2 separate regions of the Homo sapiens genome follow, and region 1 is linked to region 2. Evidence: read pairs that join two places in POLR2A ChIA-PET (ENCODE). Cell type or tissue: IMR-90. All regions are shown on one strand. Each heading gives the region's core, and the rest is flanking DNA. Links, peaks and the distances in the headings are about the cores only. Region 1 has its middle 16 kb from the start of DRAM1-AS1. Region 2 overlaps LINC02456 (long intergenic non-protein coding RNA 2456).

Region 1 (10,733 bases), core at 6,734-10,733, 580 kb before region 2:
CAGAGTCCTGCTTTGTCACCCAGCTTGGAGTGCAGTGGTGTGATCTTAGCTTACTGCAACCTCCGCCTCCCAGGTTCAAATGATTCTCATGCTTCAGCTGCCCAAGTAGCTTGGATTACAGGAATGTGCCAACACACCCAGCTAATTGTTTTGTATTTTTAGTAGAGATGGGGTTTCACCATGTTGGCCAAGCTGGTCTTGAACTCCTGGCCTCAAGTGATCCGCCTGTCTCAGCCTCCCAATAAGATTACAGGTATGAGCCACACTGCCCAGCCCACCTTCTGTGTTTCTTTACTAACAGAAAAATGTAGCCCTTTGCAAAAGTGCATGCATGCAGCATGATAGAGAATATCTTTCAGTCTTGCTCCTTTAGGGGTATATCTTTATTCTTTATGTATTTAATAGCTGATTTCAATAATAGCTCATGTTCAATGAGTGCGTACTATGTGCTGGGCTTTCCATGTTTTAAGCTTTACATGTTTTAGCTCATTCTTAGCAATTCCAGGAAGTAGATGCTGTCTTTAGCATTTTGGTTTTTTTTTTTTTTTTTGGGAAGCAGGGTCTCACTCTGTCTTCCAGGCTGGAGTGCAGTGGCGCAATCTTGGCTCATTGCAACCTCCATCTCCCAGGTTCAAGCTGCTCACCTCAGCCTCCCAAGTACCTGGGACTGTAGGTGTGTGCCACCATGCCTGCCTAATTTTTGTGCTTTTTTGGTAGAGATGGGGTTTCACCATGTTGGCCAGGCTGGAGCATTTTGATTTTACAATTGAGGCAAAGAAGGGAAGCAAATTGCGTAAGGCTGCCAGGTAATAAGTGACTGAACCTGGCCAATCTAATTCCAGAATACATGCTCCTGAGCACTCTGTTAGTTAGTATTCATTTTGGCTGTGATAGCAGAACCCAAAACAACAGTGGTTTAAATTAAATGGAAGTTTATTTCTCTTAGGTAGAAGTCCAGAGGTTAGTCCAAACTAGATAGTCCAAAACTAGACTAGAAGCTCAACTCCACACAGTGCTCAGGGCTCCAGGCTCCTTCTCTATTCCAGTACTCCTAATGTGTAGTTTCATCCCCAACATCCAAAATAGATGCTAGAACTTCAGCCATCTCATCAGTATTCCAAGCAGCAGGATGAAAGAAGAGACAGGATAGAAAAGGGATGAAACACATGCCAGTTGTTTACTATGGACTGTTCCTGGATGCAGCCATGTGACATTTCTGCTTACATCCCACTGATCATAGTAGCAAGAGGGCTGGGGGTAGTTGTTATTCTAGGTGGCTTTGTGACTGGTTATAAAGTAGAGGATTTTATTACTGAAAGAAGGAGAGGAGTAATCAGAGGCTAGATGGGTATATGGAGGGGTAGAGGGAGATGTAGCTGGAGAAAGGGGCAGGGCCTGGGTGATGAGAACTTACCAAGACCCTACATTTCCCCACTCTAATCTTTGGGTTCATTTTCCATTCCAGCAGGTACCAAGGGAAGGCAGGGCCATCCCTTGAAAACCATCAGTTTTGACTGCTGCCTGACCCCCTGAAGCTCTGTAATCAGCACTCCTAGAACACAACTCAGGTGTCCACCTTGGTGGTAAACTTTAGGCAGGTTCCAGCCTGGGACCATCAGTTCATTGGGTTCAAATGGAGGTGGGTGGCTTCTGATTGGTGTCTCCAGAAAGCCCCAAAAGGGAAGGTGGTGTGGGGGAGGAGGACACTGTGATGGGCCACAGCCTCAGAGTGGCTTTTGCCTCTGAACCTCCAGAGCGAGCCTGGAAACCAGCCACGAGAGAGTAACTTCATGGTTTCCAAAGCTCCTTTGCATATGCTATTTCCCTTGAAACATACAAGATTGTGATAGGGCTTGCTCTGCTCCCTGTTTTGCCAGTGAGGAAAAAGGAGTCAGAATCCTCCTGTAATTTTCAGTAGGATAAGGTGAGGTCTCAGAATCTGTCTTTTCACAGGGGTGCCAGGAGATTCTTATGTTTAAAAAACTTTGGGAAACACCAAGCTCAGGGTGGCAAGTGATATAGGAGGGCCACATCTTAGGGGACAGATAAATCACAAGACTGTAGACTCTGTGATGAATAAATGCCCTAATTTATTTTTGTTCTGTTTTGTTTTGTTTTGCGACAGTCTCACACTGTCGCCCAGGCTGGAGTGCAATGGCGTGATCTCGGCTCACTGCAACCTCTGCCTCCTGGGTTCGAACAATTCTCCTGTCTCAGCCTCCCGAGTAGCTGGGATTACAGGCACCCACCACCATGCCCAGCTAATTTTTATATTTTTTAGTAGAGACGGAGTTTCACCGTGTTGGCCAGGCTGGTCTCGAACTCCTGACTTCGTGATCTGCCCGCCTCGGCCTCCCAAACTGCTGGGATTACAAGTGTGAGCCACCATGCCCAGCCAAAATGCTCTAATTTATAACCAGTCACAAAGCCATCTAGAATAACAGCTAACCCAGCCCTCTTGCTACTATGATCAGTGGGATGTAAGCAGAAATGCCACATGGCTGCATCCAGGAACAGTCCACAGTAAACAACAGGGACGTGTTTCATCCCTTTTCTATCCTGTCCCTTTGAGTTATACCTGTCGTCGTCACTGCTCTGTCTCTGTACCTGGCACACTGTAGATACTCAATACATATTTGTTGAAAGGATGAATAAAGACAAGCTTAGATATTCAGACTTTTAGATCCTACTTCCTCTAGTGCCATGGAAGAATCCTAGAAGGAGCTCACATTTTATTATGCTTGCCACCGCAAGATGAGAGATAAGTACTACTAAAACTCATTTTACAGATGTTAAACACTGGGGTTAAATGACTTGCCCAGGGTCACACAAACCCTAAGTGGTAGAACCAGGATTTAAACTCATGTTCTTCAACATGATGCTCTTTTGTTTCTTTAATATGGATCAACTATTTATTCCATTGCAATAGATTTACCATAGCTCAAATCATTCCCTGGGAAACAGAAAGTCTATTCTATAGCTTTTTCATATAACAAGTAACCTAATACACAGATGTGAGCCCTGTCACTTGACACCGCCCATGTTATAGAAAAGTTCCACTCTGCCTCACAGACTATTTGCTCGCATTGAGGTGCCAAACTGGATTGGCGGAGAGGAGCGTATATTGAACTTGAATGTTTACTTTACTCGTGAGCACACACATCTGTTTTTGTTTATGGGGATGGCGGCAATCAGAGCGAGCTCTCCTCAGCAGACATTCTTGACAGTGGATTTCTCTCCCAGTCTGAGAAGTTTTATTATCTCTGAGGCTGGCAAGCAGGCTGTCAGTTTAGACCGTGCCCTTTTGAACCCAGAGGCTTCTGGGCTCTTCTGTTCTTTCCAAAGAGGCATTATTACTTCAGGGCTGAACTGAATCTTAAGGAGATGTGAGATTTTGTGGTGGAGTAACTACATCCACGGGACCTCACATAGACCTGGAAGAGTGAAACAGTTCTAAAAGCCCCTCTCTTATCCATTGACAAATTCAAAGTACAAGAGCTGAGCCCTTATCTGTTCTACTTTCTTAGGGGCCCTCATTCCTCTGCCCTCTTTTGCATCCATTGCCCCAGCTCTTGCACGTGCGGCAGAGGGGAGGTTGCCCGCATGGGGAATAGTTTCTGTTTCCTTCCTTTGTTGACATACCTTTAGGGAAGGCATAATGCACACAGATTGCACTGGCACGTGTTGTCTCGTAACGTGTTTGGTATTAGTAGCCTTCAGGTGGTTTCTGGCTAGTTCTTCCTCTGTCTTAGATGCAGACTGGCCCCTGCACTGTCTTAACACAGAGGCAGGTTTGGATAGTTGGTGGTGGGTTGCATGAGGACTTGGCTTTTTCACTCAGCTACTTTCCTTGAAAGAAGAGTTAAAAGCAGCACTTTATGTTCCTTGGATACAAGCAACTATGACTGGGTTTTTCCATCTGTCCTGTCACCCCAAGTGATGAGACCAGTAGTCAATTCATTGGCTGGCAGAAGGTACATCCTGTGGCACTTTATGTAAGTGAAGCTTTTTCAAAGAGCAGGATATGAAAAATTAGTGGCTATGGGAGGCGTGAATACAGAGGGCCTTGGTAGTAAGTGTGTCCATGAAGTGCTGTTCAGTCTGACTTTGTATTTATAGTCTAGCTCAATAAAAATGATGTGATTTTTTTTCTTGGTTACAAAGGAAATAGGATGGCTCATAGGTCAATAATTCCATATCTGATTTCTTAGACCTGTGACATTTATATCACACTTCCAACAGTTAAAACTTTTGTCTTCTGAAATATCTGCTCATTCCACTGGGAAAAGCATTTTGGAATACACATAACCTTCTGTGACCCCAGCCATTCGTTTCCCTTAACCTCCCCACACCCTGCATGCCATACTTACTTATTTAATTTTTTTTTTTCTTTGAGCCAGAGTTTCACTCTTGTTGCCCAGGCTGGAGTACAACGGTATGATCTCGGCTCACTGCAACCTCCACCTCCTGGGTTCAAGCGACTGTCCTGCCTCTCAGCCTCCCAAGTAGCCAAGATTACAGGCACCCACCACCATGCCCGGCTATTTATTTATTTTTGTCTTTTTAGTAGACACGGGGTTTCACCATGTTGGCCAGGCTGGTCTCGAACTCCTGACCTCAGGTGATCCACCCGCCTTGGCCTCCCAAAGTGCTGGGATTACAGGCGTGAGCCACCGGACCCAGACTATTTGTTTAATTTTACAACCAGCAACAAGCCTAGCATGCCACACTTAAGTGTTCCCAAATTATAACTCTTCCAAGTAACGGGAACTAGAGGTTTCTTCCTGTGGTGCTGACAGAGGTGACAGTGGGTAAGCAACAGGTGGTTAAAGGTTTGAGCAGGAAGGGGCCCTGTACCCACTCCAGTGTCTTTAAGGTAGATATAAGGCATGTGGAAGTGTGAGAACCGGACACTGCCTTCAGTGCTGTGGGAACCCAGGTGAAGTTTCCCCTTTATAAAGTTTTCCCTATGCCTCCCTTAGAGGGATGAGGCAGCAGAACAGAGCTCCCTGCCTTTACACAGCCATGCAGGGTCCAGGATCCCCACCATCTAAGAGAGACAAAGAAAACTGGGAAAGAGATCTGTTATTGAGCTTCCTGCCAATTTTGTCCTGTGGGACACTCAAACTGGATTTAATTTGATATAGCAAAATAAAGAAATACTCACCATACACTCTATGAGTGTTGTGTAAAAATTCTTAACTGTTAACAATATATAAAAAATCAATCTCAATTTGCAAGGATATTAATATTTAAATCAGAAAATTTTCTCCATTAGATTAACACATATATGCCTGGGTACAGTGGCTCACGCCTGTAATCCCAGCACTTTGGGAGGCCGAGGCAGGCCGATCATTTAAGGTCAGGAGTTCGAGATCAGCCTGGCCAACATGGCGAAATCCTGTCTCTACTAAAAATACAAAAATTAGATGGAGGTTGCAGTGAGCCGAGATCTTGCCACTGCACTCCAGCCCCAGCAACAGAGTGAGACTTCATCTCAAAAAAAAAAAAATATATATATATATATATAATATTTCAGTCTCAGGGGCAACAAAGATATTTTTAAAAGCTCACAGCCAATGATGGTGAGTGAGGGTATGGAGAAATGGTCATGCTTACACACTTTCATTAGATACATAAATTGGTACAATCCTTCTGGCACATAATTTGATAAATAATAACAGCCTTAAATTTCGACCTAGTAATTCTTTTTCCACCAGTCTATTATTTAGTGGAAGTTGTTATTATTATGAAATAATCAGAAACTTGGATAAAAATTTATAAACAAAGCTGTTTATGGGAGCATTATTTATAGTTCTAATAAATGTGATGTTAAAAGTATGATTTGAATAATGAAAAATGGTTAAATAAATGATGGCACATCCATAAAATTTAATATTGAGGTAGACGTTAAGGTCCTTCAAAACTATTATGGCTTCCTCCCAGATTAAGTTAGAAATAAACACATGTATAAGCCAGCTCTTGCCGCATAACAAACCACCCCAAAATTCAGTGGCTTAAGACACTGTCAAAATTCATGGACTGGCTGGATGAATCTTTTGGTCTGAGCTGGCTCAGCTGGAACTGGTTGCATGTATGGGACAGCTGGGATGGCTCATCCTCTCTCTCCATGTGGTCTTTCATCCCCTAGGTCAATCTTAGGCTATTCTAAAAGCATGAAGAGAGAAAAGCCCCAATGCACAAGCATGTGTCAAGCTTCTGCGCATGTTACATTTGCTAATGTCCCATCAGCCAAAGTAAGTCACATGGCCAAGCCCAGAGTCAACAAGTGGAGAAATAGACTCAATCTCTTGATTGGAGGATCCGCAAAATATTGTAGCCATTATACACACACACACACACACACACACACACACACACACACACACATTGGCTGGGCTGACGCCTGTAATCCCAGCACTTGGCAGATCACTTGAGGCCAGGAGTTTGAGAGCAGCCTGGCCAACATGGTGAAACCCTGTCTCTACTAAAAATACAAAAATTAGCTGGGTGTGTGTGCATGCCTGTGATCCCAGCTACTTGGGAGGCTGAGGCATGAGAATTATTTTAACCTGGGAAGTGAAGGTTGCAGTGAGCCAAGATTGCACCACTGCACTCTAGCCTGGGCGACAGAGAAAGACTCTGTATCAAAAAAAAAAGAAAAAAATTAAAATTAAATATATATATTTATTTCACACCATGTAACTTGCTTTGGCTAATAAAATATGTATACTTTTCTATATTCTCCTTTCCTCTTGCTCGATGATCAGATACATTTGAAATAGCAGCTGCTCAGTCGGGCTCTGTTTCAAAGTGATCAAAATGCTGTCCTGCACCAGACATGAGGCTTGAATCAGAAACAAACCTTTGCTGTATTAAGTCACATAGAGAATTTTTGTTATTGCTACATAACCTACTTTGTCTAAAGTAATACAAAAATTATGGAGGGACTGAAATGATGTTTTTAGAAAATAATTATGTGAGAAAGAATTCAATAATAAAACTCTTTGTAAATGAGCAGCCTATGAAGCAGATGCATACTTGTATATGTTGTATAATCCCAAATTTGCATTTGTATTTGCAAACACATACACACATATATACTGAAAGGAAATATATCAAAATTTTAACAGTGGGTTACAGGTAATTATTACTTTTTTCTTCTCCGTATTTTCTGAATTTTTGATAATGAGTTTGTATTATCATGGGTAAATGATATATATATTTTTTCAATTTCTCCCTAGCCCGTCCCTATAAGAGTATTACTCAGCTGAGCGTGGTGGCTTACGCCTGTAATCCCAGCAGTTTGGAAGGCCGAGGCAGGTAGATCACTTGAGGTCAGGAGTTCGAGACCAGCCTGGCCAACATGGTAAAACCCCATCTCTACTAAAAGTACAAAAATTAGCCAGGCATGATGGTGCATGCCCGTAATCCCAGCTACTCAAGAGGCTGAGACAGGAGAATTGCTTGAACCCGGGAGGCAGCAATTGCACTGAGCTGAGATTGCGCCACTGCACTCCAGCCTGGGTGACAGAGTGAGACTCTGTCTCAAGAAAAAAAAAAAAGAGTATTACTCATCCCTGTCCATCAGCAGGTGGTTTACTATCCTTCTTGTGGGGGAATTTTATGTCTCCATCTCACTGGACTTGGGCTTGGCCACGTGACACACTTTGGCCAATGAAATGTGAGTAAATATGGTGTCTGCTATGTTGGGTGTTTAAGATGCATTGTGAGTTTTGGCCAGTTTTCTTGCTCTTTCCCAGGTACGTCTCATGAAGGAGTTACTCTCTTAGCCTGGTTCCTGGAATGAGACAGAAATACAGAGAGCGAGAAAAAAATGTTTGTTCTGAGTTGTTGAGATTTGGAGGGGTTTTGTTAACACAGCTAACCTCACTAAGAAAATGTATTTTTTACTTTAAAAAACACACCTAAGAATATGACCATCAGTGACTCATAAGCCACCAAATTCTAAGTCCTGTCTGTAAAGGACACTGCTTCCTTCTTTATCCCACACCATTTTCTCTCTCTCTCCCTTTCAACTTCAAGGTGGTATACTACAAAATCAGGTTGTCCTGAAATAAACCAGTTCACAGATACAAGGTCTACTCTCGTCCTCTTGTAAAGTAGTAGGTCACATTCCCGTTTTCTGGAGATGTACCAGGAGCTGTCACTTCTTTGGACCTCAGGACAGGTTAAAAAAAAAAAAGGAGCTCATCTCTTTTTCTACTGAATATTACAGAGCAGGGGTGTCCAATCTTTTGTCTTCCCTGGGTCACATTGGAAGAAGAAGAATTGGTGGTCTTGGGCCACCAATTTTTTTATGTGTAGTCTTGGGCCACACATAAAATATACTAACACTAACGATAGCTGATGAGCTAAAAAAAAAAAAAATCTCATAATGTTTTAGGAAAGTTTACAAATTTGTGTTGGGCCGCATTCAAAGCCATCCTGGGCCGCATGCAGCCCATGGGCCGCGGGTTGGACAGGCTTATTCTAGAGAATATTTTAACACTGGCAGGGAGTATGGCATCATTCAGAAGTCATTAACCAGCATAGAACCCTTATTCTGAATTAAAGTGGACTTGTTTCTTTCAAAACCTCGCCAGGGATTTCTTAAAATGTACAGAAGATTGATCATTTATACACAAAATGCTCATTTATTCAAAGAAAATGAAACTTCTTATCTTTCTACAAATTACCTAATCCTCCTATAAGCTCCACCCTGCTGAGTAACAAGGAAACTTAGATTTAAGTATTTCAGTGTCCCCTCTGTCTTCTGCTCCAAGTGGCTTGTTAGGGTTTGCTGATTGTGTCGCTGTGGTGGTGGGTGGGTGGAACTCCAATCTTTGTGTTGGTCTCATGCCAGATCTTCACCCGTTTTGAAGAAATGATTTCCCTGTCTACCCTGTCACTCCTCACTCTACCGGCACCTTCTGCAAACATCTGTGGCTACAGTAATACTCTTGGTCTGCTGTCTCTCAGCTCAGCCAGGGTTTGGGGGCCTCCTGGTTAACTTGCATCATCTCAGCTCTCTGAGATTGTGTATTTCTTTAAAGGTGTGGGGATTCCCATTCGATCACCAGCCCAGGTGGTCTGCCCGCAAGCTCCCACTTTGGTAACCCTCTGCTGAGCTTGCCAGCACACCATCTACTTTCTTTATCTTTCAATGGGCCCTTGAAGGACTTCAGGGCACTCTTCACACCACATGAGAGCCAAGGACAGCTGGGCTTAGCAGCCCAGATTGGTAGAGGGTGCACTCTGTTTTGTTCCAATTGCTGCCCTTATACAGGAGAAGAATTTTCTGCCTTGCTGGAAAGATGTGAGCTAGACTTCCTGTCCTTGGCTTTGGGTGAAGGTCACAGAAGGAAGTTGGGCCCTATTATCCCAGTGGTTGCAGTGAGGTCTCTGCAGGCTCTTCAGATCTGAATGAGATTCTCTTCTGCTTCTCTGAGAGTCATTCTCTAGTCATGTTTGGGAGCATAATTCCCATCTGCTTATCATTTCCCCGGCATAGAACATAGGAGGTCAGGATCGCACAACATTCCCTTGTTGTTCTCAGGATGCCTCTGAACTCCGATCCTTGAATGTTTTGCTCCAATTCATGCTGAATTTCTTGAATGGCCCCCAGCACACCGGTGCCATGTTACTTCCTACTTCTGAGCCTTGGCCCATGCTGTTTTCTCTGCCCAGACTGCCCTTCCAACATCCACTGCTCTTGGAAAACTTCTGCTCATCCCCTAAGACACTGCGCAGGACTCTTTCTCTGAGATGTTCACTTCACTCTGGGCACTTTGCATGATGAACTTCATCAAAAAACCTTCTGTGTCTGTCTTCATCATGAGAATGAAGGTCCTAAGGGGCCAGGGTTTCATCTAAAACATTTTTGTTTTCCTAATGTCTGGTACAGAAAAATGCTCAACAAATGTTGGTTTGCAAAAATAAACCTTGGGCTAGTCGCGGTGGCTCAAGTCTGTAATCCCAGCACTTTGGGAAGCCAAGATGGGCAGATCACGAGGTCAGGAGATCAAGACCATCCTGGCTAATACGGTGAAACCCTGTCTGTACTGAAAATACAAAAAATTAGCTGAGCGTGGTGGCATGCACCTGTGGTCCCAGCTACTCAGGAGACTGAGGCAGGAGAATCGCCTGAACCCGGGAGGCAGAGGTTGCACTGAGCTGAGATCATGCCACTGCACCCCAGCCTGGGCAACAGAGCGAGACTCTGTCTCAAAAAATAAATGAATAAATAAATAAATAAATAAATAAAATAAATCTTGGGTAAAGTATGCATGGGATCTCACTGTATTACTTCTTACAACTGCAAATGAATTTACAGTGATGTGACAATAAAAAGTTTAATAATAATTTTTTTTAAATCCCTAAATGAACAGAGCCCATCATTTTTGAAAGCTCCCTGGTTACCCCCTGGTAGAAGACCAGAGTCCAAAGTAAGTCTGAGGCCTTGAAGAAGATGCCATTTTCAAGTGAAGGGTGGATGCTTCAAATTATTAATAGTTGGATCCCCCACTTGCCCTCAGAACCATCAAGTTCAGAAAGCTTTGAAGGAAGTTGGAGCACCTGTTAGCACATACAAATTACAGCAATTATAAAAAGGAAAGCCTCTGGGCAGATGAATTAGAAAAAAATGGGCTTCTCTAGGCTTGGTGGGTGGTAGTGTCTTTGTGTGAAATAAAAGCATGGTATTCCTTCCACTGGATGCTTCAGCCACACAA
Region 2 (9,933 bases), core at 5,934-9,933:
GACTTCTGTTTCTCTGTTCCAAGGCTCTGTGTTCCTCTGTGCTGGCATCATTCTTAGGCAAGCTTCTGCTTCATGAGGCCACAATGGCTGCTGAAAACTCCAGATGTACACTCCATCAACTTGGCAACCTAGGAAGAAAGATCACACCCCACTCCCCCATGCCCCGCTTTTTTTTCAGTTCAGTGAAAATCCTGGTATTGAATTTTAGGCTTAATGTGGGTCAAATGTCTACTTTAGGCTCAATATGGATCAAATGACCAGGATACTGATTTGCCATACCTGAGTGTGTGAACCCAAATTGTGACATTTGATCGGTCCCACCTAACCCATCTGACTGAAAGCAGGGGAGGGGTGGGAAAATTAGGGAAGTGTAACCAAAGATGCTGGGCAGGCAAAAAAGCAACATGTATCTCTATGGCTCCTCATTTTCCTTAGAATAAAAGCTCCTTCAGTATCTGCTTTCCCCAACTGTCACTGTCCTATTACCTCCCTCTTGCCCCAATTTTATTCCTCTTCAGCTGTACTTGCCACCTTCCTCTTGCAGGCATTCAAGGAGCACCTATGTTAAAGAGCCTGTGCCACCTATTTGGGCACTTTCTTATTGATACCTCCCTAAACTATTTTAAACAGCAATCTGAGCCCTCATCCCTTCTAATCACTTTTACCCTGATTTACTCTTTTCCTCCTTTTTTTTTGTTTTTTTTAATAGTATTTCTCATATCATGTTTATTATTTACTCTGTCTCCACCTTCATTCCTATCCCCTTCTTTACTGCCTGTGAATGCCAGCTGCACAAGGGCAGAGGTTCTTTGTATCATTCATGAATATATCTCAAGTGCCAACCATCGAGTTGGCCACATAGTAGGTGCTCAGTAAATATGTATAGCATGAACCTGCTACAGTTTCTGAGAGATGCTAAACATCAGGTCAGTTTTAGAGAGAAGGGATTTGCTAGGGTTGCAATTCTACAACAATCCAGATACCCAACTCCCCTGTTATGTACCCATGAGAGAAACATTAAGTTTTCCTTCTGAACTTAGATAAGACCCACCAGGAAAGCACTATGAATCAACGAAGACTTCCTAAAATTATAAAGTTATGCTCTAGGATTGCATACAAGATGGAATTTGAGATATCAGTCCAGGTGTGGTGCAACTAGGGAGTACCAGATGTCTTGTTCAGTGGTGGTAGTGGTAGCTGATGAGTGGAGTATGACTAAGGAGGTAGAAGGCATCAAAGTGGAGGTGATGGACATTGAAAGAGAAACGGAAGTGTCTAAAACAAGATTAGGGCTGGGCATGGTGGCTCATGCCTGTCATCTCAACACTTTGAGAGGCTGAGGTGGATGGATTGCTTGAGCCCACGAGTTCAAGACCAGCCTGGGCAACATGGTGAAACCCTGTTTCTATTAAAACACAAAAAATTAGCTGGGCATGGTGTCACCTGCCTGTAGTCTCAGCTACCTGGGAGGCTGAGGTGGGAGGATCACCTGAGTTCTGGAGGTCAAGGCTGCAGTGAGCCATGATCATGCCACTGCGCTCCAGCCTGGGCGACAGAGTGAAAACCTGTCTCAAAAAAAAAAAAATAGAAATTAAAACAAGAATAGATCTTCATATTTTATACCTTATCTTGGAAGGAGAGGCCTTAGTTACCTGGTCCAAAATTGAAGAGTGCTTTATGTACTGATGGCAAGTATGTAATCATGAGGTATCTTAGTTTATTTTTATTGTGCACCAAAGGGTCGCAACTCTTCTTGCTAAACTAGGACACTTCTGAAAGTAGCATGAGCCAGTGATCATGGAATCCTCCAGGTGTGGGCATGGAACTCCCATTTCATTTACCTGAGCCACAGCTTTCCATCTTTCTGAGATGTGAATAGCATTCATTGGGCCCTCAAGAGATCCAATACCCACTGCCCAATTTCCACTGGTTTTATGAGGAATAGATCTTTGTTACTCCCTATTCTTAAGCTGCTGCTATTGAGAAATGCTATGGAGATATGGAAAGTGTGCTGAGATTAGTAGTGAGTGGGATTGTGCACCACTTCAAATACAACATGCATTTGGAAGAGCTCATGCATTTGGAAGGCCCTGTTTGAAAGGTTATTTCTTAGGGGCTTTCCGAGACAGCTGCCCTTTAACTTAAAGAACAACAAAACAAATTAAACAGTTTGTGGTGAAGGCAGAGCAGAGTGGACCCCAAATTAACATGAGGGCCCATCTTCACTTGGGGGACTCCAGAACACAGATCCCTGGGAATGTCTCTCTTTGCCAGTGACCTTATGTGTTTGTTTAACTGTCCAACTGAGGGTTCACCCTGACATTTAGGCAACAAGTCAGAGCCTGTGAAATTACAGTGACAACTCAAACATGAGAAAGAAACAGCTGCCCAATAGGGCCACAGGAAATACTGCTATTCAGGAAAACTGCTTTTCAGGTTTTTTTTTTTTTTTTTTTTTTGTCTTTATTTCTTTCTCTCCTCAAGAGATGGTGGTTACTGAGCTCTCCTCCCCTGATTGTACTCCAGATGACTGTGGGGGAGGTGGCGACAGGCAGTTCCTGCCCTCTGGGAAGGGGCAAAGAGGTGGGGAAGGCAAGAAAGACGCTGGAGAAAGGTACAGGATAATTTGTGTTGAGACTAGTGCCTTAAAAGGCGGTAGGAACAGATGGTTTAAAGGGAGGAACTGCTTCTTTGCACATCCAAAGAGAATTTCTGCAAAAATCTTCCAGAAACTTTTTGCAATTCTTATCCCCTTACAGCTGGACAGGGCAACTACAAAGTGACGACTAAGTGAGGGAGACTTCGCTTTTCAGTTGATCATTCTCTGCACTGTTTGGTTAACTTATCTTCCATATCTATTGTTTTTTAATTGAAGTGTTTTGAAAAGATCGATTTAATTACAACAAAATAAGTCACAGGGACTTCATTCACTCTACCTTTATTCTCTACGAGCCAGGAAAAAGGGCTTTATTTACCAGCTGTGTGGACTTGGGCTAATTACTTAACCGTCCTGTGGCCTATTACCTCATCTAAAACATAGGGTTAATAATAGTGCTTGCATTGAGGGTGGCCGGAGGACTCAGTGGGATAAGATACAAGGCTAGGTGCTGGTTATGACAAGCACTCAGTAATCCTAGCTATCACTAGTCTGGTTCAAATGCTGTCCTAACACAGAACTCAGCAGCATAGGCTAGTTTGTCCTAAAGACAGGCCCTAGCGGTCATGGCAAGTGACAGCAGCAGCTGCCTCGTGGACTCTTGTCTCTGTTCCCATGGCTGGGGCTCTGATGGACAAGGTTGCATGGTGCATAGATGGCTCCTAAGTGTTCAGGTCATCAGAGGCGGGAAGGAACAGCTGTTTGGGATTGGAACCATGGGAACAGGCAGAAGGCAAGGTTGATGGGGTCACAGACACACCTGTCATTATCTTAGTAAAATAAATTGTCTGCCTAACATCGTGTCCTGATAGATCTGAGAAGAATAGAAAATGTGGAGCGGCCCAACTGGTAAGCAAGAAAAGAAGTATGTATTCTTTAATTTGGTTAAAATGTCATCTTCCCTGCCTTCTCCTTACTTTTCCACTGAATATATGTGGGGCTGGAAGGGTCTTAGCCATATCTAGAATCATAAAATCATTGAATATAAGGACGGAAAGGAACTATATAGATCAAGTTGATCCAGCCCCAAATGTCAATAGTGCCAAGGTTGAAAATCCAGGTCTAAGCTAATGACATCTTCCTCCTTACTAATGGTTACTTTAAAATTCCAGGCTTAAGCCAATTAGCACAAGGTATCTCCAGTAACAAAGAACATGATTTATACTAACTTATACAACTAGGACATTTATTTATCTCATATAGTAAGAAGTTCAGCAGTAAGGCAGACTTCAGGTCTGGATGATCCAGTAGCTCAACAATGCCATAAAGTTTAGTTTTTCTCTATTTCTCTACTCGACCATTCTTGGTGTGTGAGCTGCGTTCTTAGGCTGTTTTCTAAGCTGTCTGTCAGTAGCAGGTGGGGGTGGTGTGCTTTCTTGTTTCTAACCCATGTTGGGGTCGGAAAGAGACAGAGAGGAGAGAGAGAGAGAGAGAGAAGGGGGAGAGGGAGAGGGAGAGGGGGAAGGAGGGGGAGGGAGGGAGAGAGGGAAGGAGGGAGGGAGAGAGGGAAGGAGGGAGGGAGGGAGGGGGAGAGTGAGAGTGAGAGTGAGAGTGAGAGAGAGAGAGAGAGAGAGAGAGAGAGCACACCTGTTTTCCAGCCATGTGATGAGAAGTCCATCATTTCAATCAGATTAAGGCAATTTAGGAAATGTGTTCACTTCTAGACCAGTAATAGTGGTCAGGTGAATACCTTGATTGTCTTAAATAGTGGTCAGGTGAATACTTTGATGGTCTTAAATAGTGGTCAGGTGAATATCTTGATTGGCTTAAGCCTGGAATTTTAAGTCAACCATTAGGGGGAAGATATCAGCTCAAACCTGGATTTTCAACCTTGGCATTATTCACATTTGGGGCTGGATAAATACCTGTTGTGGGGGATGTCCTGTGCCTTGCAAAATGTTCATCACCATTCCTCATCTCTGCCCACACAGTACCAAGAGTAAGAGGCTATGTGGATAGAGGAACAGCTGGGAGGAGGACAGGGACCAGATGGGGCAAGATCTTGTAGACCGTGTTAGGGATTTCTGTTTTTATCTTAAAATTACTTAAACAGATTTTAAATAAAGGATAATTCTAGTTGAAGTCTGGAGAAAAAATAGGAGCAGACTAGTAGGGGAAACAGGGCCCGGATATTGCAGTAGAGCAGGTGATAACTGAGTCAGTTTCAGCTATGGTGGTGAAAGTAGAAATGGAGAGAAATGGATGTATTTGAGTGCTGCTTGGAAGCTAAACTAGTTAGAACCCAGTGCTGGAGTCAATATGAGAGATGAGGAAAGGAAGATATTAAAAATGAAGCATGGGTTTCTGGTTTGTTAACTTTAAGAACACTGGAGAACGATCAGATTGTAAAAGGAAGATCACATTCTGAATATATTGAGTTTGAGGCCTGTCCGAGATATTCAAGTAGAACTGTCAAATGGGCAGATGGAGATAAAAGCGTGGTCTTCATGAGAGAATATTGGACTGGAGATGGTAATGAGCATGCTGAAAACTCACCTTGAGGGACTCTGACACTTAGAGGTTGCAGGTTGGATAAACAGCCATGAATCTTGGAAGGAGAGGCCAGAGGAGTAGAATTAAAAGGGGTGGGAGGGAGTTCCAGGAGAGGGTTGTATTCCTTAAGCCATGGGAAGGGAGCATTTTGAGAGGGAAGGCTTGATCAGCAGTGTTATATGTTGTGGAGAGGAGATGGAGGGTAAGGACCAAAAGATTGTCCTTTGGATTTAGTGACATGGAGGCCATTGGTGACTCCAGCAAGAACCATTTGAGTGTTGAGGTCACAAGCCAGGTTGGAGAAGCTGGATGAATGCATGGGGAAAGACAAGGGACATAGAGTTGATTTCTCTTGGGAAGGTCTGGCTGTGGAGGAAAGAAAAGGGAGGAGGATAGCTGGGGGAGAAGTGAGGATCAGGGAGAGTTTTTCTTTAGGAAGAGACACATGGCTATGTTTAAATGGTTTGTGAGGGTGGAAGAAGAGTTTGGAAAATACAGGAAAGAAGTGGAAATGAATAGTGTAAAGTTACTGAAAAGGCAGGAGGGAATGGAATCCAGGACAAAGGGCACTTCTGCTATTGTAGCCAGAGAGGAGAGAAGAAGCATGCATGTATGTGGATTTGAAGGGTTTGTGGCTGGAAGTTGCTAGCGTTCCTGCTTGCATTCTTCTATGGCTCCCGTCAGTATGTAGCTCAATGTCTACACAAAAGTTGTGGGGAAGCTTCTCTAGTCAAATTATATTTGGGATATGCTATGTTAAGTTTAAGCAGTTATCTTCACTGCAGGACTTTCCAAACCCTTTAATACATAAACTTTCATTGTGAGAGTCTAAGAGGAGGGTAGAGGAAACAGCATTTCCTACTGGACCGCAGAGCTCTCTAAGTGCACAGCCTCTCATGGAACCAGTTTCATGCCACTCTGGGAAACAATGAGCAGAATCAACACCTTCGTTTTATGGCAGAAGAACTTGAAACCCTGAGATGGAAAGGATAGAAAGTTGCTTGGGTGAATTAACAGCCGTGGAGAACACTTCCGTAGGGAGCACAGGGGCTCCCCTAGGCCTTCGCTTGGGTGAGCACAGCCCTCTTACTCTTGTTTGTACTGGTGACCCCAGCCCTCTGCCTTAGCTAGAACCATATAGTTCTACTTTGAAATATGAAATTAGATGGAAAGGCAGCCATTACGTCTTTGTGTGTTACCTGAAAGGATCTATGGCAAGACATAAATCTACTGGCTCTGGCTGGGCGTGGTATCTCACGCCTGTAATCCCAGCACTTTGGGAGGCTGAGGCGGGTGGATCACCAGGTCAGGAGATCGAGACCATCCTGGCGAACACGGTGAAACCCCGTCTCTACTAAAAAAAAAAAAAAAAAAAAAATTAGCCAGGTGTGGTGGCGGGCACCTGTAGTCTGAGCTACTCGGGAGGCTGAGGCAGGAGAATGGCGTGAACCCAGGGGGCAGAGCTGGCAGTGAGCCGAGATTGCGCCACTGCACTCCAGCCTGGGAGACAGCGAGACTCCGTCTCAAAAAGACAAAAACAAAAACAAAAACAAAACACCTTTGCAGCTGGCAGCAGATTGTGTCTGGGATTAAATTTAGCGTCCCTGGTTTCAGGAGAGGCAGACTCCACCTTCCAGCTGTGCAGTCAGCACCTGACTGAAGCTGTTGAAGGTGTCAGCCCCCCTTCTCCCTTTAAAATGTTCAACTCGATGGTTCGTCTGTGACATCATCTAGAAATTGATGCGATGGATAATGTTTGCCTGTTGCTGAGTTTGGGTTTCCCATGAATGTCCATGGGAAAGTTCAGCTTGCTCACTTCTTCCTGCCTGGAATATCTTACCCTTCTTTTTCTCCCTGTGGGGGGGCTACTTTTGTGAAGCTCAAACTTGAGTAAGCTGGAGATCACCTGTTAAACTGTTACTTTTCTGGGCCCCACGCTGGATTCTGACTCAGTCACTCTGGGATGGGACCCAGGAGTCTGCATGTTTAACAAGCACCCCAGATGATTTTGATGTAGGCAATTCAAGGCACCACTCTTTGAAAGCACTGCACACTCTTATCCAGATCTTTTGGAAGAATTCCAGAATTGTGAAATATATGGAGTGGGATTTTTAAGAAAAATTTTGATGTTGAAAGTCAAAGTTATGTAGGGGCTATTTATTTATTTATTTATTTTTAACTTGTGCCTCAGTTTTCTGGTGTGTTTAATTGGGCCAACAGCGGAGATGCCTCTCTCTTGAGGTTGCTGCATGGTTCAAATGAGCTAAATGCAAATGAAGACAGTCTGTAAGCAGGAAGGCCCATGGCAATCACTATTTTGTGTTAAAATACAAGTCTCAGTGCTGGAAAGGATCTTAGTGGCTATGTAACCTAACACTTAAATTTTCAGCAAGAAAGGGCTGGAGCAGAAACCACGTCTTACTTTCCACTGTATTCCCTGATCCAGCTCAGTGCTTCCTCCATAGCAGCAAGCTTAATTTTTGTTGATAAGGACCCAATATTTTTAAGCTTTTGAATGCAAATGAGTCATCACCCAAGATGCCGATTGGCTGACACGAGTCCTATTTGGTCGGATACTAAATAATGAAGAGGAAAAAACTGGTTATTAATGCAAAGAGGCTAGGAAAAGGCAGTGAATAGCGGCCCAAAAATAGCCTCAATAATTATAAGTCTTACAAAGCCTGTTGCGACGTACTTTATGAGTCAAAAATGAAGTGTGTGTGACGTGAAATGAATCATTCTGTGAATAAGAGAAGTAATCTTGCTTATTTAAATGTGTTTTGTCAGCAGTGATGCTCTCTCCTGAATAATGAGTGCCCTTAAACAAAAATGATGGATAGCTTTGTTGGTCTAAGATGAAATGGATACAATTCTGCCGGTAAAAAAAAAATCATGGTAATTTAGTATTAAATGGACTCTGGCCTCACCTTAATAAAAAAATTATAACACACTTAAGTAAGTTTTCATGTATCAACCCTTTGCACTTTGGGAATACATGGCTAGCATCTTTCTTTCACTTTAGAATTGATGGGTAGGAATAAGACCATGTTTCTCCATTTGTCTCTCTCCAGAGCAATCTGTCAGTATTGTTATATGCTATTCTCACAAGTTGCTTATCTTATATAGCAAAATGGTCATATTTTCATACTTGTATTATTTGTAATTATTTCCAGTGTTTTTATTGGGATAGGGGAGATGGCATGCGTTTCCTTGATGTATTGGTACCTCGTTTCCAGAACAAAATTGAGACAGATATATTAAGATTACTGTCTCTGCTGATTTGTTGTGATACATTGAAGGTTTTGGACTTCAATAAATAAATTCCTTCTTCTATTTAAGAGTTTGAAACAATTGAGAGACTCACATGGGGGAAGGCCAAATGAGAGGTCCAAATTTCTCCTTGATGACTGAGTAACTGTTGAGAATGTGGTTTCTCAACCATGGCTAAGAGGATTTGTTAAGATTTCCCTCAAGAATTAGATAGTTGTGACTGTTAGTTTTGCACCACCACCCCCCCATCCCATATCTCCTTTTTCCTTAGTAATAGAGTTCCCAGGCTTTGGTGGGGCACATGTTCCCTCAGGAAAAAACAAAAACAAAAACAAAACATATTTCCCACTCTCCTTTGCAGCTAGATGGCCATATGACCAAATTCCGGCCAATAGGATTTAAGTGGTGTGTGTAACTATTTGGAAGTGCCCTGAAAGGGAAGTCCATCTTCATCTCCTTCCTTCTTCCTGCTAACTGGAAGGTGGATGTGATGGCTGGAACTCAGGAAGCTATTTTGGAGTTCTACCCACATGCTGACAATGATGGAACAAGACAAAAGGCTCGGGGTTTTCTGATGGCCATGAAGTATCATAGTAATCCAGAATGGCTTTACCTCTGTATATCACTTACATTAAAAAAGTATAATTTTCTATCTGACTTAAACCCTAGTTATTTAGGGTATTCTGTCATTTGCAGGTAAACTTAGTCTTAATACAGGCAGTTAAATGTCTCTCCCACAGGGAGATCCAGATCTAGATCCAGATCCTGGAGATCCACATCCTGGCAGAGAGAAGGTAAAAATGTTTTTTGTCAGCAGTGATGGACAGATCACAAAAGAAAACTACTCAAAAGTGGCTGAGCCCTCAACATTATGTTCTTTCCTCCAAACACCAGTCAGGTTAGTCATTGTTTACCCCAAGGAGAAAATGACTGGAGGTACCAAGAGAGGCCAGGAATATTAACTAATGGAGGAACCTCCATATGGAAACATGAGACTTGGAAAAAAGAGGTTCTCCTGAACCTGGGAAATATGAATGCATCAAAGATTGCAAAGGTTGAAAAATAGGACTGACAAAGCACATTCCACTGACAGTAAAGTAGACCTTTGCCATTATGACCAGGGATTCGTGTTGCTAGGCAGTGGGATAGGCAGGACTCATTTATGTAGGTTTTTAAATGCCAGATGGAAGAGCTGTGAGCTTATATTTTGACAAAGAAGGAGGAGTCAGTTATTGTTATGTGACCCTTGACTAGGTACCATGCAAGGAATGTGTCATGGACTTCGGCCCCATAAGGATAATGGGGGATGGCTGAAGCATTTCCCCAACAATCCACAGACAAAGTTTGAACACCTCAGCATGCTGGGGCTCTGATTTGACTACCACCCATCCACCTGTCAGACTCATCTCTTGGCATTCTCCTCCTTGATTTGAGGTTCTAGCAATACCAAGGTGCTTTCAGCTTGCACATTCCCTGCCACCTCATACTTCTGGATCTTTTCCACATGTTATTCT

The links. ChIA-PET counts read pairs that join two places held together with the same protein. Peaks named below come from ENCODE experiments on the same cell type or tissue, not always from the same donor. Only the 100,000 strongest peaks of a DNase experiment are listed, where the experiment ranks them.
Region 1: POLR2A ChIA-PET joins it to region 2 with 6 read pairs; 2 of 35 experiments call an interaction of 5 or more read pairs at or near these places.

The regions. Positions count from the first base shown.
Region 1 is chr12:101,942,416-101,953,148 of GRCh38, forward strand. No RefSeq gene overlaps it. Among named protein-coding and RNA genes, the nearest start is that of DRAM1-AS1, 16 kb to the right of the region's middle. RefSeq lists enhancers at 7,472-7,591, 8,917-9,026. In IMR-90, for the core only: no CTCF peak of the experiment used is centred there; no DNase peak of the experiment used is centred there.
Region 2 is chr12:102,519,732-102,529,664 of GRCh38, forward strand. All of the region lies in intron 11 of LINC02456 (long intergenic non-protein coding RNA 2456), which reads left to right. Among named protein-coding and RNA genes, the nearest start is that of IGF1, 44 kb to the left of the region's middle. In IMR-90, for the core only: no CTCF peak of the experiment used is centred there; a DNase peak (open chromatin) is centred at 7,760.